Regions from separate parts of the Mus musculus genome. Here region 2 is linked to region 1. The links are chromatin loops, found by intact Hi-C in ENCODE. Cell type or tissue: heart. All regions are shown on one strand. Each heading gives the region's core, and the rest is flanking DNA. Links, peaks and the distances in the headings are about the cores only.

The links. Peaks named below come from ENCODE experiments on the same cell type or tissue, not always from the same donor. Only the 100,000 strongest peaks of a DNase experiment are listed, where the experiment ranks them.
Region 2: it touches region 1 in a loop (1.8-fold over the local background); 1 of 42 quality-filtered maps calls a loop at or near these places.

Annotation. Positions count from the first base shown.
Region 1 is chr3:51,998,485-52,003,861 of GRCm38, reverse strand. The region is part of intron 1 of Maml3 (mastermind like transcriptional coactivator 3); the gene reads left to right. Among named protein-coding and RNA genes, the nearest start is that of Maml3, 100 kb to the left of the region's middle. In heart, for the core only: a CTCF peak has its summit at 2,799; a DNase peak (open chromatin) is centred at 3,631.
Region 2 is chr3:52,086,142-52,091,518 of GRCm38, reverse strand. The region is part of intron 1 of Maml3 (mastermind like transcriptional coactivator 3); the gene reads left to right. Among named protein-coding and RNA genes, the nearest start is that of Maml3, 16 kb to the left of the region's middle. In heart, for the core only: no CTCF peak of the experiment used is centred there; a DNase peak (open chromatin) is centred at 2,978; H3K4me3 peaks cover 523 bases; H3K27ac peaks cover 3,698 bases.

The DNA of each region.
Region 1 (5,377 bases), core at 129-5,128:
ATCATCTTCCAGCCTGTTAGAGGAAGCTTATGTTTAGTATTGAGTTTGGATGTGTGGAGATCAACAGGATTCCTCTGTGCATGTACCAACAGTTCTCAACCTGTTGGCTGTGACCCACCTTGAAGGTCGACCATCCCTTTCATAGGGGTCACCTAAGATGAACAGAAAACACAAATGTTTATCTTACAGTTCACGACAGTAGTAAAATTACAGTTATGAAGTAGCTGTACAGTTATGGTCCGGGGTCACCACCACATAAGGGTCTGAGTTAAAGGGTCACAGCGTTAGGAAAGTTGAGAAGCACTGGCATATATTATTCTTTCACTCCCTCACCAAATCAGATTGCTTTGTTTAACTGGAGAAAACTGGGTGGAGTAGGCTAAGAGGTTCTGCTTAAATTCAAGATAGAGGCCCTGCCCAGTGTTCACACCTCCTCTACTGCTCACTCCCGTGTTTCAGAGTCTCTCTGAGGGGTCACTTCTCCTCCGGGTCCCCAACCCACAAGGGCTGTGACTACAACCTAGTCAGAATCACAGGAAGTCTGTACAGGTTTTACGTGTGTTATATGACATAATCGTCACATTATTTTTCATCGTGAAAAAAACAGATGTAGCCTAAGTGTCCAATGATAAGGAGGTGTGTACGCTTTAAAATACTTAAGGAAATGGAAACATATTTGCAATATTCCAATCCCTGAGTTTAAGAAAAGAAGGTACCAGAACAGTGGGTGCAACATTCTATCTTTTAAAAACACAGGGAACTTGGGAGTAAGGTGGCTCCCACTTGGGGGTAGTGGGGCAGAGTGGAGGAGACTGGAGGAAGGGCTGACCACTGTGTACCACGCTGCAAGAGCAAGGGCAAGAAGTTTTAGAGGACTGTTCGCTGTATGGTGGCTTCATAGTGTCTATTGCAAAAAGTAGAAGCACTGGCTTTGCATTGTAAGTCCTGGAGGAGGCAAATGACTTAACTTGTTCTGATACATAACCATCTCAAAACATCTCCATACCCCATGGCTATGTTTAAGGTATCAGAGATAAACTGTAAAGCTGTGTCTAGATATGTTTAAGGTTGTGTTCAATGTACTGAAGATACACTGTAAAATACAATGTAAAATATGCACTTGAAGCTAGAAATAAAAATTCTAATGTCTGAGTGTAAAAACGATGTATCTTTTTATATCATATTATGTGTGTGGGTTTTGTCTTTTTCCTTTTGTGTGTATATGCCTTTCATGTGTGTGTAGGTACATATATGTGTGGAGGCCAAGAAGACAGTCTTCATCCTTAATTCCTTAATATCATTTGTCAGTATCATCTACTTTTTTTTTTTTGAACCAAAGTCTCTCATTGGACTGGAATTTACTAATTGAGCTAGGCTAGCTAGCAAGTCCCAAAGATCTTGCTTGTTTCTGCTTCCCCAGTGCTGGGATTACAAGATAGTACCCTACTTTGTCTTGCTTTTATGTATGCTCTCGGAATTCCACTCATGTCTTTGTGCTTATAGGGTAAGAAAACATTTTACCAACACAGCCATCTCTCTGGTCAACTTGCTTTCCCTACCCCACCCCCACCTGCTGCTACCAGTGTGTGTGTGTGTGTGTCTGTCTGTCTGTCTGTCTGTCTCTCTGTCGGTCTGTTAGGTAAGCAGGACAGGCTTCTGTCATAGCTAAAGTTGTGTATAAGTACCTCTAGTCCGTCTGTGTGTTAATTTAGGTTGCATGCATAATGTTATTTCAGGTTAGTGAGTTGCTGTAGGACATACCTACCTCTATAGTGGACTGAACCTGCTTCTGAGATAGACATTCAACAACTGCTCCAGTGGATTTGGAGGCTAGTTTGATGTCGGTTCACGCACATCTGGGCATGGGCATTTTACCATCCCTTGCCCTTTCGTCTGCTGAAGAGCTGTACAGATCTTGCTTGGCATTTTGACTTGGTATTTCCCAGCTGCTGCAAATCCGCCAAGCAGGGACTTGACATTGGCACTTTGAGGCCACTCCGTAGCAGGTTGGTTTGTAAAGAGATGCTAAATTTGCTGAGATAGTGAAAAGCTGGCATGTATTTATTTTGGGAAGAGACAGACTCTTGTGAAATAGGGGCCCATTCTGGAAGAACTTGTACCACTCATTCATCTCGCCTTGTGCACGGAGCTGTAATGCTACAGCTGTCACCCGTTTTCAATGAGCGATTGTCATATTGTCAATCCACGATAATACAGAACAATTTCTATTCTCCATGTTGAAGCATCGCCTTTGTAGTGCAATTCAGTTCGTATTAACAATGCTTTGATGACAATTCCTTCCCACTCCACCCTTCCAGCCCTCCCTCTCGCCATTTCTGAACCAGAGGAAATCGTATTTTGACAATATCTCTAGTGTTACCAATTTTCTGCTTTAAAACATTTTGGGCCCAGAGTCCTCGCTGAAACTGCAGAAAGCACACCGATCTATTTCCTTTTTTTTTTTTTTTTTTTTTTGAGAAGAAAAAAAAACCCAACCAACCAACAACATCAACAACAAAAACCTAACTCTCTGGGGATTGGGTAGTGACTTGCCCAGCAGAACTAAAAGTATTTTTAACCATTCCTTATTTCTTCTTAAAACATTTCTATAAAAAAGAAATGGCATATGCCTTATTATTCCCTTTCACGAGGAACATATTAGAAATCAGCTCCTTTGGCTTTGGTGTTTTCAAGATAGCCATCCGTGAGCTTGGCTGTTTTCCCAGTTCTGAGTGATGGCAGTCCTAGACCTGGCATTACTGCCCCAATGGATCAGTACTTGATGAGTCGCCCTAGAGGTAAAGTTGGTTCTGGGTGTGAGCGCTCCCCGTGTATCTTAACTGTCACAATTCACTGTTTTAAGCTGGTTGAGTGTTGAGCTTTTTCTGAACCCTCTCAAGAGCTAGATCTGGGTAGACACAGGAGTGATTCAGACCCACCGTGCACACTTGTATAATCCGGGCCAGGACCAACACTGTAGATCTAAAATGCAGTTATCCTGATGGCTTCGGGATGTTTTCATTGTACTCATTTAAAAATTTCTCACCAGGGAAGTTGGAACGATGGGAAATTTTATATGGTCCCAAATGCCCCAGATGACTGGTTTATACTTTGACCTTAGAAAGGATAAAAAAAAAAGAAGAAGGTAAAACAAGTCAGTGCTTTTGAATAGGTTTCAAATATAGGAGAGCCAAATTGCGCGCACTGAGCGAGGGAACGAATTGAGCAGAGCTTTAGGTAAATGAATGTGGATGTGATGGACCTCAGTGGGAACTTGGGAGGTAAAGGGAAGAGAGGAACAACCTGAAAATGTGTATAGCATGTCCATAGAGCCGTGGCTTCTGAGAACAGCCTTGACTTTGAATAGCTTGTTGCTTTGTCCCTATAGGTGGACTTGCTTTCTCCCCGACCCCTATCCCGATGCAGCCCGATATCGCTGAGCTATTCAGGGCGCTCTGCTACCCTACTCTTGAGGTCTCAGGAAGGTGAAAACCAAGTCTTGCCCAATAGCTTGGGACAGGAAGTGGAGAGGACCGCTAACTGAAACTTGAGACTGTATGTAAAGTCCGTGCCAGAGTGGCAGGGCAGATGTTTCTTCTCTAACAGGAAGCACCCGTGGCCCACAGGAAGCGCCAGAGTCCCTCACACATGTCATCCTGTATTCGCATCTCTGCATCACTGCGTGGTCACGTGGGCTCTGTGTGACTGGAAACAAAGGCGGGACCACGGGGGAAGGAATACACCACGTGATTATTTACCCAGCCCTTTTTTTTTTTTTTTTTTAAAGATTTATTTATTGATTATATGTAAGTACACTGTAGCTGTCTTCAGACACTCCAGAAGAGGGAGTCAGATCTCGTTGGGGATGGTTGTGAGCCACCATGTGGTTGCTGGGACTTGAACTCTGGACCCTCGGAAGAGCAGTCGGGCGCTCCTACCCACTGAGCCATCTCGCCAGCCCCCCCTTTTTTTTTAAGTATACATAGCATTGCCTGCAGCCCTTCAAGCCACAAGTTAGACATAGCCACTGTAGCTGTTCCATTTATCCACCTATTCATCTGTGCACCCTAATAAAATGGTCAGTTGCGCGGGGTCTGCAGTCTGACCGCTGGGTTCAATCCCAGCTCCCCCATGAAGGTAGAAGTTAGGGACTTCACTTACATGCTGTTAGTAAGTCACAAATAGTAACTCGGTATGTCTTGAGACGGGAGGGAATCAGGGAGTGAGTGGGTTTCTATAGAAGGCCTTTAGACCGCACTGAAGAGTTGCTGTTTTATTTACCCATCTCTTGAAAAAGAGATCGCTACACATGTAGTTTTGCAGAAAGTCCATCTTTCTGGATGACAGAATTACAGCCTTCTCCTTTAAGTCCCTGGATGCATTGTTTTTCTTGGTATTTATCATTGTCTAGACATTTTAAAAAGAATAGATATTTTTAAAACAATGCCAGGGCTGAGACCTTTAGTCCATTGGAGGGAGGAGCTCTGAATTCAACTCTGCTTGTTTGATATTGAGTAGTTAGTTCATCATCTGGCCTTCCCCTCTATACTTCTGTCTTCTACCTCGATCTTTCTTTACTTCTGACTCTCTTTATTTTCTGACCTTTGGCCTACTGCCCATGGAGGCAGATAGCTCTGTGTGTGCAGCCGTTCTTGTTCATGGCTGTTCTGAGACCCAGTCACACACTGGTAAAACTCACCTCTTGAAAAATCTTGATAAATCAGTTTGCATTTATAAAGAATTGGTAACTAAGCAACTGTCACTATAAGACAAAGTAAAGTATTATGTTGAATGTTGAGTACACAGAAGTTTAAAAACTAGCGACTGTGACTCACCACAATCCAACGATTGGATGTTGTCACCGTGGAAGCCCTAGAGACTGAGTGTCAGGGGCGAGTTTAATGGCTCAGCCACTTGATAAGTGGCAATTGTAGTTCCGTGTTTTCAGGGACTTGAGTCGAATTAGCTGTATTAGCTCGGATTGTCAAGATGTCTAAGGAATGGAAGGGGGTGTCATCGCTTGTGTTTATGTAACAGTGGAAGAACACTGTTATTATACATGACGCTTATATTTGAATCCTAGTTAAAACAGGGAAGAGTTGGCTCCTGGGCTGATTCCCCTGCTCTAGTTAGATAAGGGCAGTACGAAAGGCGTAAATACGGCAATCACTCTCAGCACATTTTCATTTCTCACAAAGTGGTGATATCCTCGTGGCTGGCATTTTCAGCTCTGCCTTGCTGACTTTTAGAGGGGCTTTAAAGTGCTCGTCTCTGTTGAACGCAGGGCTCGATGGGCTGCGGCACAGCCTATGCGTCAGGGTCTGGACCACACCGACCTTGAATTAGAGGCAGAGGGGCTGTGTACACTCAGGTGAGA
Region 2 (5,377 bases), core at 264-5,263, 88 kb before region 1:
TGTGCAGATCTTTCTCTTCCAGTCACATGCAGTAGCCCTTTCCCCCCAGATTCTTAGATGTTGGGTAAACAGCTGCTTCTACAGAAGAGGCAACTTTCTCAGCTTGGAAGTTGTTATGGCTAAATGGTTGAAAATGTGTTGTGTCGTTTCACTAGGAATTTCTCAATGGTTTGCAGCTGCTATTGAAGTTTTTAAAAACAACGTTCCTCTTCTTTAATGGAGCATGGAGAAAATGATTTCGGAGTTGGGTTTTTGCGATGCCTCCTCAGAACTTGCCACGGGAAGGAATAATTGAGAAAGTTGTTGGTCGTCCCAGCACCTAAGCAGGAAGGATTTCTCACGCAGAAATCTATTTTTGGCCGATTTTATTTATCAGAATGGAATCTCTCTGTAGTCCACGGTGGCGCTGCTGGGAAGGTGGTTTTTGATGGTGACAAAAACAGGTCTTTTAGGTTGCAGGTCTGTTGGCACCCAGACTGTTGAAATCCAAGATGTGTGTTGCTTTTCCCGAGTTTGATCCCCTTCTTAGATTTGAGGGATCCCCTGATGAGGATCGTTCAGGGGCTTTTAGTAACTTTTAAATTCCTGGCTAAAATGGGAATTGGAACATTCTAGAATAGGTAACAGTAGCATAGTGATAGCTTGTATTTGTCAGAATCCTGCTTTGCCCCTCCCCTGGGGCTCGGTTGTCTGTATGAAGTGCTACACAGTTATCTGTCCTCTGGAGGGTCAAGGGATTGCAAACCTGAGACGTTTCTTGCCTCTCTCTTCCTGTAGGAGTTTCTGGGATTGGCTCCTGGGGTGGGGACTGCTATATAAGGGTGAGGAAAGGAGACTGGCTGTCTGTGGTTCTCCCTAGTACTTCTGTCATTCACTCAGTCTATCAGCAGAGATAGTGGATGCTCAGGATAATTATTTATGACCGTCTTTCCATCCAAAACGCGGCTCGTACTTCCCCTGTTTTCATCAACTTTGTGTAATCTATGAGTTTATGATACACTGAAGGGCAATAAATTTGGGAAGAGAGATAATTACCTCTGACAGACTTACAGAAATGAGGCCGCAAGAGGAAGCAGCTAGAGGATTGCCTAAGACAAGGCTGCAGTTACTCCACATGGGGAAAATGGTCCCCACAAGAGACTCTCCCATGTCAAGAGTCACAGCCCGGTGGGTCACACAGGTGACAAAATGAAGCAATGACTTCTGTGATTTTCTTCTTCCAAACAGACATTTTCCATAGTTTAACAAAATGGCCTTTTTAATTTTTAAAATGGGACTTTCCAGTGGAGGAACTCAAGGTGCTTGGTGCAGGAGGAGAACTGGCAAACCCTTATGGCTGTGCACTGCGTCCTTTAACTTCTCATAATTCTGAATTATTTTTGAGGAAACTATTTAACCTGACCTTAAAAATTAGTTTCCCTTTCCCAGTGGCAGCTCCTATAGTTGGGGTGGTGAACCTCAGGGGTATGAATGGGTCAATGTTCACTTGACTTTCCTGTCCCTCTCAGTGTGGGGCAAATGGTCTTAATCTCTATAAAGAAAGAGCCTCAGTGGTGTGGGTTACCCCACTGTTGTATTTAATTTTCTACTTTCTGGACTAATAAGAAAGTGTGGAATAAGTAAGAGATTGGGCTGGGAATATAGCTCAGGTGGCAGAGCGCCTGCTTAGCATGCAGGAAGCGCTGGTCCGGTTCTGAGCACTGTATGAAACCCGCCATATTGACATACATCTCTGGTTGGCGCTTAGGAGGTACAGGCGGAAGACCAGGATTATCACTGGCTATCTGTTGAGTTCCTGTCCCTCCTGGGATATATGAGACCCTGTTTCTAAAAGAAAATATGACAAAACAACACATGAGAAGGCTGAGAACTTAAGAGCTGTTTCTTCAGAGGACCCTGGTTTAAATCCCAGGACTGACATGATGGCTCACAATCTGTATGTAACTCCAGTTTTAGGGAGTCTGATGCTGTCTTCCGGCCTCGGGCACTGCATATACTTAGTGCATATACATACATTCAGGCAAGGCACTCACACATAAAATAAAATCTAAGAGACAGAGACAGACAGAGTGAGAAATAAGAGAGGGAGGAAGAGAAAGAGGGAGGGAGGGGAGAAGGGAGAGAGCACGAGACTCCTAAAGGCAAAGACTAGATGGTTGGGCATTCCACTGTCTTTAGTTTTTCTATGGTTTTTTCCTTGGTGAACCAAATCAAGCCCTTATCCACAGTGGGGATCGTCATGATCTTGGGGGAAGAGACAGAGAGGATCTAGCTGGAATATTCTGGGAGAGCATGCCTTATTGGGAGGGGCTTTTTGACGAGTTCTGCTGAGGAAGAAAATGACTGTCAGGTGTTTATAGGCGAACCAATCTGTCTTCGCCTTTGGCGGCTCTCAGCAGCAGGGTCTCCACACAGTGACTAGAGAATTCTTTGAAGTGGGTACTCCCAGAGAAGAAAGGGATGAGCCAAAAGGTTTGGGTCTCCCTATAAATTAAACCCAGCGTCAACAGGGATCAGAGCAAGAAACTTTAAGTGTCCAGTTTTCCCTTCTGTCCACACGGTCCCTTCCACTCCCTTCCTCCGTGCCCTGTGAATAAATAGCAAGTAGGTTTGGTGTTCATTACTCTTTTGCCGTGAAGACAAAGGTGACTCATCAGGCTAAATCGGAGATGGGGGGGTGGGGGGGTGGGGAGGATACCATTTTTCTCGCCGTGTACCAAGCTAGGTTACACGGAAGTGAATTCCCAGAAAAGTCGTAAAATAGTGAAGTAATCCTAAGACAGATACGGGGTCGACAGCTACAGGCACAGGCCCCTGAAGACAGGCCTCTGTGTTGTGGCGAGACAATACTGCTGACCATATGGTCTCATGGCAGGCCGGTTGTGGAAGTCAGTGGCTGCCTTTTGTTTGGGGAACTCTCTCAGCCATGGGTCTGTGGGAGCTCTCAGTGACTTCCTGTCTCCCTGGCAGGCATGCTCTTGGCCCCGGGCCAGGCTTGCTGTACTATTGCAGTCTCAGGCCAAGCCCAGCAGCTTGCATTTGGTAAGCAGTCATTGCTCCTGACTTTGGTCACTCAGCAAACCGTTTGTCCCACAAATACACACTAGGACCTTTTTTTACACGATATCTCCGTGGCAACTATTACAAAGAGAGCATTTTTTTTTTTTACGTACAACCTAATTAATTGATAAATGTATAGAATCCTGGATACTCAGTATTCCTGGTGAAAGTGAGAGTCGTTTGTATTTTTTCAGAGCCCTTTTCAAGTTGCTTCCCTACTCCTAAGGCTCAGCTAGCTAAGACTGGCTCGGATGCTAGAGGCAGGGCTCCTGCTACAAAAAAAGAGAGAGTCGCCATCTATCCAGTTTTTACATAGGGCTAAAACAGGCCCTATGCTTAGCCTGGGTCTATTTTTTGAATGTGTGAAGCCAGCATGTGTGTGTGCATAAAAAGGCTGATTAACTCCACTTTCCTCTGAAGCCTCTCCTCTGCCACTGTGCTGACTCTTCCCAAGACCAGGGTTTCTCCGTCTCCCTGAGTCCTGGATGTCTCTGATCACTGTTGGTTAGGGCCACCCACCCTGGCTCCTTTTCTTTGCTCCCCCAAATATGGAAATGATCCCCAAAAGAACACATGGCCCTGGGAAAGGTTCTTTCAAACACAGCAGAAGGCGAGACCCAGCGAGGCTCACACTCCAGGAGGGGAGGCTGTAGCCTGGGCTATTGTGCCCGTGAGGGAGAATATTTTTATTCCAGGAACTGCATGCATGGAGGAAATGGATACCACTCACACTTTGATTGAGGAACACCAAAAAGCTCCATGTTCTTGGTCTCTAGGAAGTCTTCGTCCTTCTCTCATATGTATGTATGTATCTGTGCTTGTCTGTGTGTGTGCATGTGGAGGCCAGAGGTGGGTGTTCGGTATCACCCTCCATTGCTTTCTTCTTCCATCTTGAGGCAGGAACGTCGCTACCACTGTCTAGCCAATCAGCCTGCTCCAGGAATCACCTGCCTCCACAGAGTGCTGGGACTACAAGTGGGCTGTTACATCCACTGAGCCTTTACATGGGCACTGGGGATTTGAACTCTGGTCCTTATACTTCTGTGGCAAGGGCTTTACCCCCTAAGCCATTTCCTAGCTCCTATGAAACCTTTTGGTGTAGAACACCTATGAAGGTTGATTTGGTTATGATGTTGGGATAAATCTATTTCTTTTCCTCATGAAGAAATGTCATTTCAAGGCCAATGCTGCTGTCTCTTGTATGAATGTATGTATGTATGTATGTCCTACTAATGACTAATCGGAGATTTTTATTTACACATTGGGCTGTGCTATGGGAATTGATATATTTTTGGCCTTGAAAAAAGTGTTTTTAAGTTCAAAGAATTACTCTGCTTGGAGACCTTCTGTGAGTTTGTACTCGCCATGTTAAGCAGGGGGTTAGGAACTGTTGTCCCATGCCCTGGAAGTGGTTCAGAATATTCTGAGGCAAGAGTGGGGTCCTGTGTTTTGTTGACTTGCTAATTAGTTTGTACCAGCAACTTGTGTGTGAGCTTCTCCTGGGTTCTGCACCCATACAAATTCCTTCCCTTGGGTCTCCTGGGTCAGTAGAACAAGCTGCATGCTTTCCTTCTGTATCCTGGCCCTCCTTGTTCTACTTCGACCTCTTGAGGATGAGGACCAAAGATGGGAAAAGGAAGAAGTGGGGGATAAATCAGGCAGTCAGAGGGGACAGATGGAAAAAGGTTGAAAAAAAAAAAAAGGGAAGATAGGTAAGAAATGACAAACGTTCTGAGTCCTAATTAATCAGGGGTATCATTTTCTATAGCTGAAGTATCCTGTTTCCTTGGACTTTCTAAGTATCTTTTTGTAACATGTAGTGTGTGTGTGTGTGTGTGTGTGTGTGCACATGCCATGGAGTGCATGTAGAGGTTACATCACCATGTGTATTTTGGGACTCAGGTTGTCATGCTTGGTAGCCTGACCGTCATGCGTGTCCTCACTGTCCAGCCCACCCATAAGTTTGTAAATATCTTTACAGTCATTTTATATTTTCAGAGTGCTAGCAGATATTCTAGCTATGCAGTGCATTTGGGAGACAAATATAGCAAGACCCTGCTCACTTTCCAAGGGACCAAATAAGCAAGTAGCCAAACAGCACTGGGGCTCTACGTTCTGTCCGTAGTTTCACCGCTCCAGTTTGGGAAGAAGAAATCAGAATCTTGAAATCGAACCATGCTGTTTTTATAAACTCTTAAGAAATAGGATCTTGGCAGGCAGTGGTGGCGCACATCTTTAACCCCAGCACTTGGGAGGCAGAGGCAGGCGGATTTCTGAGTTCGAGGCCAGCCTGGTCTACAAAGTGAGTTCCAGGACA